2 separate regions of the Mus musculus genome follow, and region 2 is linked to region 1. Evidence: chromatin loops called from intact Hi-C (ENCODE). Cell type or tissue: gastrocnemius. All regions are shown on one strand.

What was found. Peaks named below come from ENCODE experiments on the same cell type or tissue, not always from the same donor. Only the 100,000 strongest peaks of a DNase experiment are listed, where the experiment ranks them.
Region 2: a loop joins it to region 1, with 3 times the contacts of the local background. A loop is called at or near these places in 1 of 42 quality-filtered maps.

What each region holds. Positions count from the first base shown.
Region 1 is chr13:56,426,305-56,434,304 of GRCm38, forward strand. It overlaps Gm3045 (predicted gene 3045), which reads left to right and starts at 282. Exons shown (of 5, transcript NR_165659.1): 1 at 282-435; 2 at 2,734-2,880; 3 at 3,055-3,183; 4 at 3,895-4,242; 5 at 6,666-7,964. In gastrocnemius, CTCF peaks have their summits at 3,035 (motif pointing left) and 7,372 (motif pointing left); DNase peaks (open chromatin) are centred at 244, 3,022, 4,126, 6,419 and 2 more places.
Region 2 is chr13:56,164,024-56,172,023 of GRCm38, forward strand. Gm31657 (a long non-coding RNA gene) reads left to right here and starts at 2,577. Exons shown (of 8, transcript XR_382472.1): 1 at 2,577-2,603; 2 at 6,807-6,904. It also overlaps the pseudogene Gm25148. In gastrocnemius, a CTCF peak has its summit at 3,600 (motif pointing right); DNase peaks (open chromatin) are centred at 1,151 and 1,711; H3K4me3 peaks cover 246 bases.

The DNA.
Region 1 (8,000 bases):
GTGCAAACCTTTGCCTTCTCCACCCCAGGGTGGGTCACTCTGTGGTCTCTGGGCACAGGCCTCTAGTGAGTCACTGGCCCCAGAGAAAAGAGCTGGTCTGACTGCAGATGTTTCCAGTCTTTGTTTCTCTGCTCTCTTGGGGCCATCTGGATTAAGCTGAATTAAAAGGCAGGTGAGGAGCACAGGTGCTCGATGTAGGGCAGAGGTCTCCATGGCAACAGAACCATCTGGCTTTCTTGCCTGGCATCAGGCCTTGTGACTTCATGGTGGAATCTTCTCTCAGTAGGCAGGAGGGGTTGCCTGGTGAAGAGCAGGCAGGGAGGAGGCTCACAGGGGAGAGACGTTGACCTTCTAGCTCTAGGCTGAGTTTTAGGTTTAGTGTCAGCACTTGGGGCTCCAGCTAGCTCCAGCTGGGATTCTAAGGGGCAAGTGCAGGTGAGTGGGAACAGCCGAGCCTGCGGGGCATCTCCTCTGAAGCCCTCTGGGGAGTTGGAGCCGTCACACCTGGTCCCTTTCAACCCAGGCCTAGCAGGTAAAGAGGAGTCAGGGCCCCAGGAGGCAAGACAAAAGCATGGACTGCCCTTCCCTCTAGAACAGTCAGTCCTGGTTGGCACCCCCTTCAATGGCAGGAAGGATAAGGCATAGGGTGAGTCGCCATAGGGGGCTTCCATAGGAAGTACCAGCAAGGCCTTCTAACTCAACAGTGAGCCATCCAGCCCTCTGATATCTGTTAGGATCCTAGGGTTGCCATAACCAACTTGCAATCTTGGTGGGTTTAAATGGTTCATTTCCACACAGTGTTGGAGGCCTGATGCCTGATGTCAAGGTGTCAACAGAGTTAGTTCTTTCTTGGGACTCCAGGGGAAAAGTTGTCACTCCATTTTCCGCCACAGGAGATCATCACCATGGCATGCTCCCTGGGTGTCTGTGTCCAAGTTTCTCAGTCATAGATCTAAGGCATGCCCTAACCCAGTAAAACTTATCTAGACATGGTTGCATCTGCCAAGATCATACAAATAAGGGCGTAGTCACCATGCCAGGGCTTAGGACTGGGATGTCTCTCACAGGGAACATGTACTTCACATATGTACAGCAAAGAGCTCAGGCTTCAGAGGGACAGATGGGGCTCAGCCCTGGTACAGTCGCCCAGCCTGCTTCCCCATTACCGGGCAGCAGGAGAGACGAGTCCATCCTCGTGGACTTTCTGAGGATTAAGAGCAGGGGCCATTCTTCAGTGTCACCTGTATGCTCTGGTCCCTCCCTCCCTTCCTGGCACTATCAGTCCATGACCAGGACTTCTCCAGGAGTTAGGTGACATTCAGAGACTTAGGGGCTGTCACTGATTCAAGAGCTGAGACCCCCTAGACGAGTCAGGAAATCCAGATGACAGGCTATAATAATCTTTCCTGAAGCCCATGGTCTCTAGGCTGGAGCAGCTTGAGGCCTTTGGATATGGTCCAAATAGGTAGTGATGGAAATGGAGACTCGTAGTCTCTATTTCCCTCTGGCCAAGAAGGAATCCCCCATTTCTCTTCTCTGCCTCTTCGTCAGACATGGCTTGTTCGCCCAACCAAGCCTGGGCAAGTCTGTGGGCATCCTCATTCTCTTACTCTCTCATTCTCGCCCTCCCCTTCTTCCTTCCTTCCCTCCCTCCCTTCCTCCCTCCCCCTCTCATGTGTATGGGTGTTTTGTCTGCATGTGTGTGTCTACACCACTAACATGCTTGCCTGATGTTTGAGGTCAGAAGAAGGCATCAGATCCTTCCAGAAATGGAGTTACAAATTGCCGTGAGCCACCATGTGGGTGCTGGGACTTGACTCTGGATCCTCCAGAAGAGCAGCCAGTGCTCTTCCTAACCCCCTGAGCCATGTCTACAGCCCCATCTTTGTCTCTTACATCTTCCTCCTTCCATACTTTCTGCCCTCCCTCCTCCTTCCACTCTTTGTTGACTGCTTGGGCACCAGGGCTTTTCTAGATCCCATGGAAACAGAAGTCAACTAGATAGATGAAATTTATAGTTAGCGGGATACAAGATAACCAAACCAAAACAAGTGCTTCATGGCAGAGGGTGCATCAAAGAACGAGTGTTCTCAGTTGGAAGGGGTCAGCGAATAAGGTGATGTGACTAGCTCGGGAATAAAGCCACTATGACCAGGAACCATATGCAGCTATCACCCAGGAAAGGGGAGGGTTCCGGTAAGCACAACGGGGAGTGACCGGGACCTGCTCAGGAAAGGCCAAGTGAAGGCCTGTGTGCACCCAACACAGTGAGTTAGGGGAGTCAGAGATCAGGAGGTTAGAATAAGGAACAATTTCTTGGGTTCTTTTGTTCTTTGTTTTATGTTTTTCTTGGAAGAGTGTCAGGGGCATGACCACCCCAGGTGCAGAATAGGCAGAGAAAGCAGGCAGGCGAAGAAAAGCATTTCTGAGAGAAAGAAGGAATATCGGTTGCAGTCAGGGAAACTAGGAACACTTGTGGGGCAAGGGCCAGAGATGCTCAGGTAGGGTCAAGAGAGGTGTGACTGAGGGTGGGCCCAGGATCTGCTGAAGAGCCAGCAGGGTAAAGAGTATGATGAGGTTAGAGAGCCTGGGTTTAGTAGTATCGTTAGGAGCACTGCTAGACTTCTCCCAGAGGGGAACCCTGGTCAGGTGTGAGCTCTCTAAGCCTCTCAAATATAGACAGGACTAGGAAGGGGGCAGGCAGCACTGGCCGATAGAGTCTTCTCTTCTTAGACAATGCAGAAGAGCCAAGAAGCCGAGTCCGGCACCTTGATCTCTCTGAGCCTCCTGTTGGGGGAGGACCCAGAACACCTGTCCCAGCAACTGCGGGCTACCAGTCTACGGGACAGGGAGCCACTTGGCTCTCCCGGCCTCTCCAAGGTGGGCTCAGAGTACCTGCCCTTCTGCACATATGAGCAGCCCCTGGCTGTGGAGGAGCTGGCCCAGCTGGCTGAAACCGGCCCAGGGCACGAAGCTGGCTGGAGCAGCCAAGGGAGCCTGTTCCTCGAGGACTCAGCGCCACCCAGTGGCTTCTTCCCGTACTACCGTTCCCAGGAAGAGCACCTCGCCAGTGCCACCACCACCCCTCAAGGCTGCAGCTGGTGTCTGGGCTCCAGAGACCCCTTTCCGGGAAGTGAGACACAAGATGGCTGCCACAAAGTCACAGCCAGAGATGGATGCCTTGTGAGTTTGAAGAGGCCACAGGAGGGCTGGCAACACCAAAACTCTGAAATGCTCCAGATACCTACCTCTCCTTGCCCAGTGAGACCCTGGCCAGGTCCCTGATGACTCAGTAGCTAGAGGCACAGAGACTAGGAGGGACCGTCCAATTGTACACCAGCCTCCACCCCCCCCCTTTGCAGGAAAGTGGCTCTGTAGATGAAAAATGACCCACAAGAATTCAAGGAAAGCCCTGAAGCCAGAGCCGAGGCCCTAGAAACACCTGGTTACTTCTTGAAATTGGTTAGACAAATTTCACACCCAGACACTGGATGGGTGACATTTCATTTAATCCTCGTGACCATGAGACAGGGCTAGTGAGACACATCTCCTTCTAAATCAAAGGAACAAGGCTTAGGTTAGCCTAGGTCACCCAGCTGGCAGATGCCAAGCCTGGGTTCTGACCTAGTCCTGTGCCCTCTAATCTTGTGAACAACCATTCCACTAGGCATGGGGTCTAGGGACTGCAGAGATAAGTACTGCATTCAAAGGCCAGGATCAGACGTTCCCATAGCGGCCTCTGGATGAGGAAGCAACATTACCAAAGGTTCCCCACTTGACAGAACTTGGCCTAGGTCCTGTCCCCTTCCTTGATCACCCCTGTAGAGTTGTAGCCCAGATTCTATCTTGCATCTGGGCCTGAATCTTGCTTATTTCCTATTTCTCCTCACCCAGTCTCTCTTGGCAGGGCCAGACCTAATCTCTGGGTTTCCACCCTCACCAGTCTGCTGCTGCTGCTTGCGAGGGCACCATGCTCATGAGGCCTCAGGATTTGTACCATACTACAGGAGCCCCGAAGAGAGGCTACGGGCCAGCCCTGTGGTTTCCTCCTCTGTGCTGGGGAGTTCATGGGAGTGACCCCCCCAACCTGGTGCTGCCAGCCTGGGAAGGCGCAGGAGTGAAGGCAGTGGGGACTTCTGGGGAGTCATACTCCAGTGCCTCCTGATCATCGAGGGACAAGGGGAACTGGAACAGAGGCCCCCCACAGCTCAGGCCACCTGCCCTGGGACCCCAGCTGGCCTAGTGAGTGCCTAGCCCTCAGACCTTCATTGTTCCTCCTTCCTGGGGGTGGAGAGAGAGACCACCAATGGGGGGGAGGGTCCTCCTTTTCCCACAGAGGCCCACAGAAAGAACCATCTCTCCCCTTCTCTCCACACCTTCACCAGTGCCTGGTGATGATGCAGTCTTCTACCCTGGTATCTCCCTCCTCATGTCTGGGCTTGCCTTTCTCATTAAGAAGCAGAAGGGAGAGGCCTGTGCCACATTCAGCCACCCAGTGCCACACCCATAAATTCACCATCCTACACCATCTACCCCACCTTGTTCTTCTAGGTTGGGAAATATGCATCATGAAGCTGGGTGTGGGGGTGGGGAGATGGCAGGGTAATCACTAAAGTGGCTGCAGGGGGATTCCTACTGTGTCCCCATTTGGATCCCATCGTTGCTTCTGTAGCTTGCTGCAAACCTGGGCACAGGGAGCCAGGGCTTCCTGGACGGCCTGAAGGTACACAGTACACACTGGCTTTGTAGATAGTGTCATCATGAGGCTGGAGTGCCTTCCCACCTGGAGTGTGGTGCTTCAGAACCAGGCCCACCTCCCTTCTACTGAGCAGTCATTAGGAGCCAGGAGCCTGCCTTGCCAGGCTTTTAGAGGAAATGTCATTCTAAGACTAAGAAACAGGTTCAGAGGGGTGTGCAGACAGGCTCCTGATTCTGAACACTGGCCTTAGCAGAGGCCCATGGTTGGGGCTACAGGGATGGCGGGATTGATGGGCCAGGAGGAGCTGAGCTGGAGCCTGACTGCACAGCCAGGAGATCCAGCAAGGCTCTGGTGTGACCCATTTACTCTCCACCTGCCTCTTCCCACCCTGTGTGCACCTGAGCCCCTTCTGAGTCTGGTTCTCCCAATTCTTCTCCCTGGACCCATTTTGCTGCTTAGGAAAACCGAGGTGCATTTTGTAGGGGAAAAAAAAAATCCATGTTGCTTAAGGATTTTATTTGTTTCTCATTGTGAGTGGTTGTAAGCCACGATGTGGTTGCTGGAATTTGAACTCATGACCTCTGGAGGAGCAGTCAGTGCTCTTAACCGCTGAGCCATTTTCACCAGCCCTAGGATTTTATTCTTTACCCCCACCCTCCCCCACCTCACTTGTTATGGGATCAGAAGACATTTTGGAGTTCTTGAAATTTGTTCTTCTTCAACATGGGACATTTGTGTGGTGATTATACTGACTCTGGGGCAGAAATCAGTGGGTAGTAGGTGTGCTCCGAAGCCAAGAGTGACCTCAGACTTGACTCTGAGGACATTGGATCCTGTAGGACTGGTGGCACAGGCCTTTACTCTCAGCTATTTAGAAGGCCAGCCAGAAAAAGCAGGTCATTGTTACATTGTTACTTTTTTGTTTGTTTGTTTTTGTTTTTCAAGACAGGGTTTCTCTGTATAACTCTGGCTGTCCTGGAACTCACTTTGTAGACCAGGCTGGCCTCGAACTCAGAAATCCGCCTGCCTCTGCCTCCCAGGTGCTGGGATTAAAGGCGTGCACCTTATTCTTTACAACTTAGCTAGACTCTAGCTCAAAGAGAGAGAGAGAGAGAGAGAGAGAGAGAGAGAGAGAGAGAGAGGTAAAATGTCTGGGGGTGTAGGATAAACTCTAGGATCAAGTTCTGGGCCTTGTTAGTAGGTGTGTAAATGGATACAGAAGTACCAGACACATCCAAGTCTTGTGGCAAGTGGGCAGACCCAGGCATTGATCTGAAACAATGTGAGTTCTCTGTATCTTGCCCTATGACCCCAGGCTTCCCTCAGAGGATAGTTGGGGTTGGGGATTATTGGCTGACACATATGTATGCCCTGGGGTGAGGGTCAACTGAGGTGGTAGATCTACCAGGTCTCCTGAACGCAAACACTGTTTTCAGAGGAGCCTGTATTCTTGTGTGGGTGATGTAATTGTCCACTCCCAGCAGCAACCATCCTCCCTGAAGACTGCCACTGGCCTATAGATGCCACCGACCTGTAAATGCCACCTTCCACGTGACCATCTCAGTTCCTGGCTCTGCAACCCAAGGTCCTCCGGAGTCAGGGCTCCAGCCCATCAGTATCCTGCCCCACCAGGGAGCAAAGGACTGCTGATCACCCCCCCCCCCCCCCCCCCCGCTCCCAGGCCACTGCGCAGGCGTACCGTGGCTCCGCGCCATCTTCCCACTTGCTATGGCCTCTCCCCACAGCTTGCCCATCTGCCCTTAGATTTCCTTTCTGAACACTGCTAGCCTCTGCTCTTCGGATTTCCATGGGCGAGCCTGCAGCTAGGTCTCCAGCACATGGAGGACAGCCATGTGACCCAGCTACCTCCCGTTTATGCCCCTACATACTTCTCTTGGCTTCCCAGTGAGGTTTCCAGCAGCGGTGGCCCTTGTCAGCCTTTTACACAGGTACCCTTCACTTTCAGATCTCCCAGCTTGTTCCCACTTGTGTCCATCAACTGAGGAGAAAGTCGGAGAGGAGTCAGGCAGTCCTTGGCCCTCAGAACCTGGTACAGAAGAAAACACAGGAGCTCCAGCACCGTGCACTGGCGTTTTGGGTGTGACGCAGTTGGCATGCTAATTCTGTTTTATCGATGATAAAGAAGCTGAGGCAGAGAAACCCGGGCATTTATGCAGCGGGGTGGGGATTGTGGGCCTTCAGGAAAGTCACTTCCCTTCTTGAGTCCTGGCCTGAAGGAGCATTTGGGGCTTGGAGTGGAGCCGCCCACGAGTCTCACAATCATCACCACTGAGTGACATTAGCGAATTTATTTGACCTCCCGCCTGAAAGCCTGGTGTAGCCTGGCAGAGCTGACTGCCCACCCGCAAGATGGGAGCCTGGTTACTTACAAGCTGCAAGTGATCCTGAAGTAAGGTTTGTTGTTTGTTTTTGTTTTTTGTTTTTCCTCCAGTCTACAACTCCCAAGAAGACTCTCAGTGGCTCCTCTGGCACTCTCAGAGAGTCCTCCCTGGCCCCCGCAGCCTCGCTGGCATCCTCAGACTTCTTGCTGGACCTTTTTAATGCAGACCCCAGCTCCTTACCAGCCCGTGGCAGGAAACCCCTCCATTCTGGCAACCTCGCTGTCCTGGAGGCCCCGAGTGCTGTGCAGCAGCGCCCCCTCCTGGCGCATCTTGTCAGGACAGCTGGCTTCCCTGAGATCTACAGTTTGATTGTTCAGACACTGCCTAAGAAGGCACCACACCTACCTTACTTATAAAGAGCGACACCACCAGCCACCAGCTGCAGCAGCCTCTCAACCCTGGTGCAGCGACCTGGCAGCCAGAGTCCTCAAACGGCCAATCCACCCTCACTCCCCAGCCACATGCTATCACGCAGCTCCCGAAGTCTCACCGGGTGGACGACAGACTGAAAATCATCTGAGCATTCTCTGGGCAGAGCCCAGGGAACTGTCTTTGCGGAAGGAACCCTGTTCCCAATGACAAGCTCACAGAGCAAACCTGAAGTCAGTGTGGCCCTTTTCTCCCTCCAGTTACCTCCCACAGCCTGCACAAGAACAATACAGGCCCAAAGCACATGTGGGGCCTGTCACAGGCATCAGTCAAATGTCTTTCTGTTGGTGGGGGAAGGGGTCTAGTGATCAGCACAAAAGCCTGGAGGCTGAAAAGAAGCCAGGATTCTGTGGGACTCTGGGAAAGGCGCCTGGGGACCTCCTTAGCTCTGCCATGATTAGGACTCCCTCTGACATAAAGTGGCTGGCCCTTTAGTCATTGCCCCATGGTCTCTCTGTTTAGGGCACCTC
Region 2 (8,000 bases), 260 kb before region 1:
TGGAGAGGCAGGTATGGTTGTTGCCAAGAATCTCGGGGAGTTGTTTGGAGTCTGATCAGCCATTCCTACTCATGGGAAAAGCCGTCATCAGATGGGCCCCCAGCCCTGCAAGTGGAACACGTCAGTGAAAAGATGCTCTATGCTGTTAGGCTGTGTTGGGCAGTGGCTGTAGCCCCTGAGGTTATGAGCAACTTTATCTGTGATCTTGTCTGCAGAGAGGAGGTGTAACTTTCTCCTCACTTTCCAATGATCTGTCAATGGTCAGAGATCCCACCATCCAAGAGGTGGTGACATGGACAAGGGACAACGGCAACATGTCTGGAAAGGCAGTCTGGACTTTAACAGCTGACTATGGGAGATGGGCCCTTGGGGTACAAACCTGTGAACATAGGACATGATGCCCAGGCCCGGCTGGGTCTCTGAGCACATGGAGGACCCCTCTGCCTTCCTTCTCAGCCTGGCCACACAGGCTGCAAGGCACAGGCCCTCCCTAGGGCCTCAGGGGAAGATGGCCTCCCCCCAACCTCATCTGCAAATCTCATCTCCAGGCCCAGAGCTTCCTCCCAGGTGGGGCTGCCCCCTTTTGGAGCTCAATTTCCCCATCAGCCCCAGGCCATATATCTTGCCCTGCTTTCTCCTGATGCTTTATAGCTTGCTGGAAACACTGCTCCTTAGCACTTCGAAGGGTACCACTTGAAAGCATCTCAAGCTAACCCAATACGATTCCTTTTTAATTTGAGCAGGCTTATTTCTCCGAATGGCTTTCCTGATCTCAGGAGGGCATGCTCCCTAATATTAAACTTTTTTTTTTCTTTAAAAAGAGCGCGCGCACACAAAAAAATGACTCACATCTGTTTGATATTTAATTCAAATTGAATGGCAGGACGGGGCGAAATTGCACTGTGAATGGCCATAAAGCGTGATGTCTAAGAGAGCCAAGCATGCTAAACCTGTATGCCAGAAAACAGGGAGAGACAAAATGGAAGGGATGTAGCCCGGGCATTGGGGGTTCCTCCCGCCCAGAAGCTGAAGCGGCGGCAGCGGTGGCGGCACTGAGAGACAAGGAGGTTGGGGAAGGATACCATGTGCCCACTAGAGGCTGTGGAGGGGCCACTTTCCTGGCTCAGCAGGGTCCTAGAACCCAACACTGACAGCTGCAGGGTGGTGTTGCCATGGCACCCCTCAAGGGCTGCTGGGTAGCTATGCATAGACAGCCTGAGTGACCAACAGATGCTACCTTGCCCTTGGTGTCCAGGAAGCCAACTCAGAGAGCCTAGGCTAAAGTCCTTTGTACCTCGTTCCTGCTGATCCATTTTCCAGAAACAGCAACATCCTGTATTCCAGAGGCAGAAGACGAGGCTCAGAGAACCCTGTTCTCTCCAACCTTGTGAGGAGGAAGGTGCCCTCTAGGTGCCTCACAACCTGTCACTTACTTTAAGCTCTGAGACGCAAAGGCCCTAGGAAAGACATGATTATAGCCATTTATCTACCGCTCTCTACTTGGCTGCATTTTAAGTAAAGGGTTGATTCTAGTCCTTGCATACGGTCTCCAGCTATGAAATATGACAGGCCACCCTTGCTAGGCGTGTGTGCGATGGGGCTCCACCAGGCAAGCTCAGAGCTGGCCGTGGGCTGCCCTATATCGAAAACATGGACAGAGGAGTAGGAGACAAACAAAGCCTGAGGACAAGCCAGATGCTGGCACCTGACCAGCTGTGCGAGCGGCACACTTCTGCTCTCTGGCCCTTCGCTTCCTCATCCAGAACATGCCGCAGCTTCACCTTCTCCAGAGGCTGCTTCCGATTTCTGTGGTGAAACGTATAAACAAATTTGCTCTCCAATGGCAAAATAATTTCACTTGAAGGCATTTTCACTATGCTTTCTTGCTCCCCAGTACCTGAGGACAAGGGACTAGAATGCTTGGTCCCATGTAGTAGGGTGCTGAGGCTCTCTATTAAGTGTTGGTTGTTAAAGATGATGAGATGTCAGGCTGCAGAGATGGCTCGGCACTTGCTGTTCTCACTGAGGACCCACGTTCAATTCCTAGCACCCACACTCCCAAGCATCCAAACTTGAGTTCCAGAGGACCACTAGGTGTGCACTTGTGCACAGACTCACACATGAGCCACACACTCATATATATAAAACAAACTACGTTTTTAAAAGATCATAGAAGTCTAAACAGAATTAAGCCATGTAGTGACTATTCCTGGTTGTCAACTTGACTGTATCTGGGATGAACTACAATCCAGAATTGGAGGGTTCACCTGTGATCCTAATCTGGAGGCTGGGAGATACAAGTTTCTGATCTGGATCTTGGCATGGAGATCTTGGGACATAGTGGCTATGAATCCCAGGAGACTAAGGCAAGGAGATCTCTGAATTCAAGGTCAGCCTGGGACAAAACAAGTTCCAGATCCAGGCGTGGTGGCACACATCTTTAATCTGGGCCACACCTTCTGCTGGAGACCTACATAAGGACATTGGAAGAAGGAAGATTTGCTCTTGTTCCTTTACCTGCTTGCCTTGTGGGACTGAGCAACTGCTAGATCCTTGGACTTCCATTCACAGCTGACCATTGTTGGGGAGTTGGACTATAGACTGTAAGTCATCATAACAAATTCTCTTACTGTATAGAGACTACCATAAGTTCTGTGACTCTAGAGAACCCTGACTAATACAAGTTTAATAGTAAACTACATTTAGCCATTTACAAGAATCACTAAAGTTTTAGTTGAATTATTAAAGTTATATGAACTTACTTAAATAATCCATATTTAATTCAAAACAAACCATCAAAAGTTATTGCTTCCTAAGCATCTTTGTTGTATCTATATCTTTTAAATTAGTTTTTATTTATCTGTTTATGTGTGCCTGCTTGTTTACATGTGCACCATGCGTGTTAAGTGCCCACAGAGGCTAGAAGAAGGGCATCGGATCCCCTGGAGCTGTAGGTACAGGCACTCATGAGCCAGCTGATTATTGGTGCTGGGAATCCAACCTGTGTCCTTTGCAAGAACAGCAAGTGCTTTTAACTGCTGAGCAACCTCTCTGGCCCTAGTGTCTGTATTCTTGAGAGTATGGAAGGGATGAAGCCGGTGCAATGGGGTGCCTCCTGCCTAGAATTGAAGCAGCAGCTCTCTCACTGAGAAAGGAGGACATGGGAGAGGGAAACAGTGCACACTGGAGGGTGGGGGTGGGCATTTTCTGGCTTTAACAGGATGGTGGTGTGATGCCACAAGGGCTGTTGAGTAGTTCTACACAGACAGCCTGGGTGACCGGCCTGGTGCTACCCTGCTCTTGGTGTGTAGGAGGCTACTGCATCTACGTGGCAATAACCAGTATAGAAAGGTATATGTGCTGGGGCTGAAGAGATGGCTCAGTGGTTAAGAGCATTGACTGCTCTTCCAGAGGTCCTGAAGTTCAAATCCCACCAAACACATAGTGGCTCACAGCCATCTGTAATGGGGCCCGATGAACTCTTCTGGTGTGTGTCTGAGGACAGCTACAGTGTACTCATATAAATAAAAATAAATAAGTCTTTTTTAAAAAGGAAAGGAAAGAAAGGTATGTTCTCCTGCCCCTAGAGCTTTTGTAGGTATGGCTGCAGTATCACATGCGTGCCAGTAGGTGGCAGAGAGGAGGGAGGCTGTGTCTAAGCTCAGTGTTCTGATCTATGAACATCTGAAGCCTAACATTCCCTGAAGAAAGAGAGGGAGGGAGGGAGGGAGGGAGAGAGAGAGAGAGAGAGAGAGAGAGAGAGAGAGAGAGAGAGAGAGAGGGAGAGAGAGAGGGAGAGAGAGAGAATGAGAGAGAAAGGCACATACTTCTCTGAGTCTCTTCCCTGTCATTCAATAATGTCACCTTGTAATGGGGCTCTCAAAACGGACTACAGTGAGAACAATCACACCATGGAAATTGGCAAATGCCGCCATGGGAGCTCTGTACCAGAGAGAGCCAGTTGTTGAGCGGTACAGCTGTTGAGCTGTCCCTGACTGGAGGCTGCTGAAGTGACGTGTGTGCAGCCTAGAGGTCCCTTCCTCCGAAGCATAGTGAGGGCAGCTGTCATCAGGAGGAACCAGTGGCCGGGGCAGTGTCCTGACTTTTCCATATCACAAAGCTGGCTTCTCAGTAGGCTCGCCGCCCTCCCCCCCCCCCCACTCCTCACAGGGTCTCCTCATTCTCAGCTGGGAATGCTTTCTCTTCCTCTAGCTGAGGAGGAGAGAAAATCACAGCTCGTAACTACCCTGTGGTTTTCTGTTACCCAGACTTTTAGGCGGGGGACCTGGAGAGAGAGAGAGAGAGAGAGAGAGAGAGAGAGAGAGAGAGCCGGAGTCGGGGTGGGGGTGGGGGTGGGGGTGGGGGTGGGGAGCCTGAGCAGATGCAGCTTTGAGATGTTTCAACTCAAAAATCTATGTGGTAACTACAGACTCTGCAGGCCCAGGAGAAGTGGAATGTAAAACTGAATGGCAGCCTTCCCTGTTAGCTTCCCGCCTAGGCCTCTAATGAGTGTCCACGGGGGCCATGTTATCCTCAGTAATGAGGCCCAGTGTTGGTTCTGAGCCTCCAGACTCCAGGCTGCTGCCAGTCCTCCTGGGGCAGATCTTGGAGTCCAGGAGCTGTGTGTCTGTTTCTGAATGGTGAAGGGTGGGAGGCAAGCCCTGCCTGGAAACAGCCCTGCTGGCAGATGAGGGATTGTGCTGTGAGGTTCTGCTGGGGGCTGCCGCTGGCTCCTGGGCTCAGTGACTACTTCAGGAGGGAAGCTGTTCGTTATCCACAGCCTGAGCACTTGGCCTTTCATACTCCATTTTTAACTGCCATCCAGCAACAGCTTTATCAAGGCTTCAGCCAGTGTCTGCTGGGCTTGGTCCCTAGAAGCCTGCTCTTACCCAATCAAATTTTTCCTCATAGCTCACCCCACTCTTGCCTTCAGGGCCTTACTGAAGACCGACTGAGAGCCAGGCAGCTGTCAATCATGTCTGAGAGCGTTTCTGCCACATATAGGGTTCTTCTGGTGAGAAGTTCTAGCAACCAGACTACATCATACTGACCCCTATGGAAATGAGGACTTAATGTGCCACAGATAACTGTCCCATTTGAAGGTCCCAGCACTGACGTGGAGCTGGATGGTAGAGGGCTGTTCTCAGTGGGAGCAGTCAGGGGTCTTTCTGGAAGGATCTGATGGCTAACGAGATAGTTGGCACTTAATGCATTGTCCATGCACTAAGTTGCTTTATATGTTGGGTTCCCCCCCCCCCCGACATCTTCACAGAGGTGGGATAGGCACTAACAGTATCCCCGTTTTATAGGTGAGGAGAAGGTGGCATGTGTAATGGAAGCTTCTAGAATCAATGGAGAACAGTGAGGATTTGAGTATTGGTCTTCTTTGGACACCTCTCTCTCTCTCTGCTCTGTGCCATGACTCCCCAGAAGGAGGCCGTCAAAGCAGGGCACTTTAGCATCCAGATAAGAATGCATGAGAGCCAAGCCAGACCACACCTGGCTTTTCTTTGTGTGTTACTAGGCTGTACCATCTGCTTGCCCACAGGTGCTTAGGTGGGAGAGGTTGGCAATGAGGTCCCTATGACTGCCCCCACACACCCTACTTGGTAGCTATCCTAGGGCCTCAACAAGGCTAAGGAAGACTGAGACAGAACACACAGGGCTTGCGTTGGAGTTTGGTTGCCTGCGTGTCTAACGTGTCTCTCCTTTCTCTGCTCTGTGCTGCAGGGACTCAGACCCTTCAGGTAGCCCAGTCTCAGGTTGCTTTGCCCGATGCTTCTGCCAGAGGGAGGTCTATTAGAAGGTGGTGGGATCATGAGAGGCGAGAAACCCAGACATCTCTAACTCTTCTTGCCAACTCAGGAGCCACCTGTGGCCCCAGCTGGCCACCAGCCGTTCCTCCCTCAGAGGCCTCCATTTCCACAAAAGGCCTTCCTGGTTGTTCAGGACAGAGCCTGGTTTCCCTGATACCCCTTCTCTCAGTGGCCACTGAAGTTACAGGGATGCAGCCAGCCGTGGTTGCCATGTCTGTATATGCTAATCTCCGAATTCCACTTCCTGTTTAGATTCTCAGCAGTTCTCCCGTGCTGGGCTCCAATCGCTCAAATTAAAATTCTTTTTGTTGTTGTTGTTTAATACTTGAAACTGGGTTTGTTTGCCTGACTTGGTCCTGGATGATTAAAACCCTCTAAACAAGGATATGTAACAGTGTCCCTGTTTGAGACCGACTCTTTGGAAGACTTCTAGCAATCATGACATCTGAGCTTGCAGAAAAGAAAACCAGAAATGTCAGGCCTGGCTAAGCACTGGCTTCTTGGGTAACCTCTGCTTTTGAAGACCCCCTACCCCCATCCCCCGTCTCCATAGCTTTAAGAGAAGGTAGAGCGAACATCCTGGGCAGGTCTCCTTCCAGGAGGCAGAAAGCTGGACTCCAAGTCTGGAGCATGGGGGCTTCTCTGTGCTGATAGTACGCAGAGGGATTAGGAGGAGAGAGGGAGATCGTCTGTTTCTCTGGAGCCAGGTCCACACGGTGAGTTCCTCGTTCCCTCATGGATGCGATCCTGACTGGGTGTGCCCTTTCTCTGGCTCCTCCTTGCTTCCAAATGTCCAGAGTCGTGCCCTTCACAAAGACTCTCTCTAAGATGGGTTTCTCTCGGGGATGGAGGCCATTTTTCTCCTGGAAATAAATACCAGAAGAACAGGGAGAGGTTGTGGTGGGGTTGAGTTGCAGCCTCTCTGGAGGACAGAACAAGCTCCCTTGCCAAATGGTACTTTAATGTCCTTTTGGTTCACATGCCTTACAGAAGAAAATGATTCTACTCCTCTGCTGCGGCTCACCTGGCTCTCCGTCGCTCACTTGGGCTGCTTCTTTCCCACCGGAGTAAGCGATTGGAAAGCAAAGGTAAGCAGGAACAATTTTTCCCCCTCCGTTTTCCCCCACCCCCAACCCCGGCAGGCTTAATGCCTCGGCCATAAAGCGTTTACAAACTCTAAAGAAAGATAATAACTTCCCTTCTCACGGCCCAGTCGCGGGGAGGTAGTGCATGTTTCCAATAAGCTGGAAATGTAACTCAAATAGTAGGTTTTATTTCACTTTAATCCGCCTGCGAGTTCACGTTAAAGGTAAGAGGAATCAGTCTTGCAATGTGAACCAAGTTCATTAAAATCAGCATCTCCTCCTAGGACTTAACTCCTCCCCCCAAGTCTTGGCTAGATGGATGACCTGGGGCAGTGGAGAGTGACTACAACCCAGAGGCCGTGGGCAGGAGCAGGGGAAGCAGGAGCCAGTGGATGGAGTAGGAGGCAGGTGCCCCAGCTGGTTTGGGGGTGTGGGGGGAAGAGGATGTACATTCAATGAGGCTTGCTTGCTTGCTTGCTTGCTTGTGACACCTCTTGATGGATGGCAACCTGGTTGTGCAGTGGGTAGTTATAGAAATGATTCTCAGGCCGTGTCCTCAGCTCTACCAGACACTAGGAGGACTGAAACTGAGCCCCTCAACTAGGGCTTCCTTTCCACATTTATGGAGCCACTGCTCCCTGGGTGCCCTGGTGGTGCTCCATCAGTGCCTTGGTGGTGCTCCCTCAATGCCCTGGTGGTGCTCCCTTGTTGCCCTGCTGGCAAATTTGACTGTTGCTTCTTTGTGTAGCAATAAGTATTCCTTCAGGTTAAGAACTATCTTGTCCAGATCTCTGGCAGGGTGGTCTCCTGGTGCTCTATGGTCTCAAGCAGGGCTGGTGTGTATAGCTGGCAAGCTTGCAGAGCAAGGTGGGTATTGCTGGTGCATGCTCGAGAAAGGGGGCCAGGGAAAGGATATTTGTCAGGTAACTGGCCTGGTTCCGGGCTAGCCAACTGACTCCTGACAGCCACAGCTAAGGGCCCTTCTCAGGGTCGCCTGGGCATGCCTGTGGCCTTGCCCCTCTTTATTGGAGGCTGAAAGAGCTGGTGAGAGGGAGCTGTCTCCCCTTCTCCATGACAGTCAGTCACCATATAAATGCCC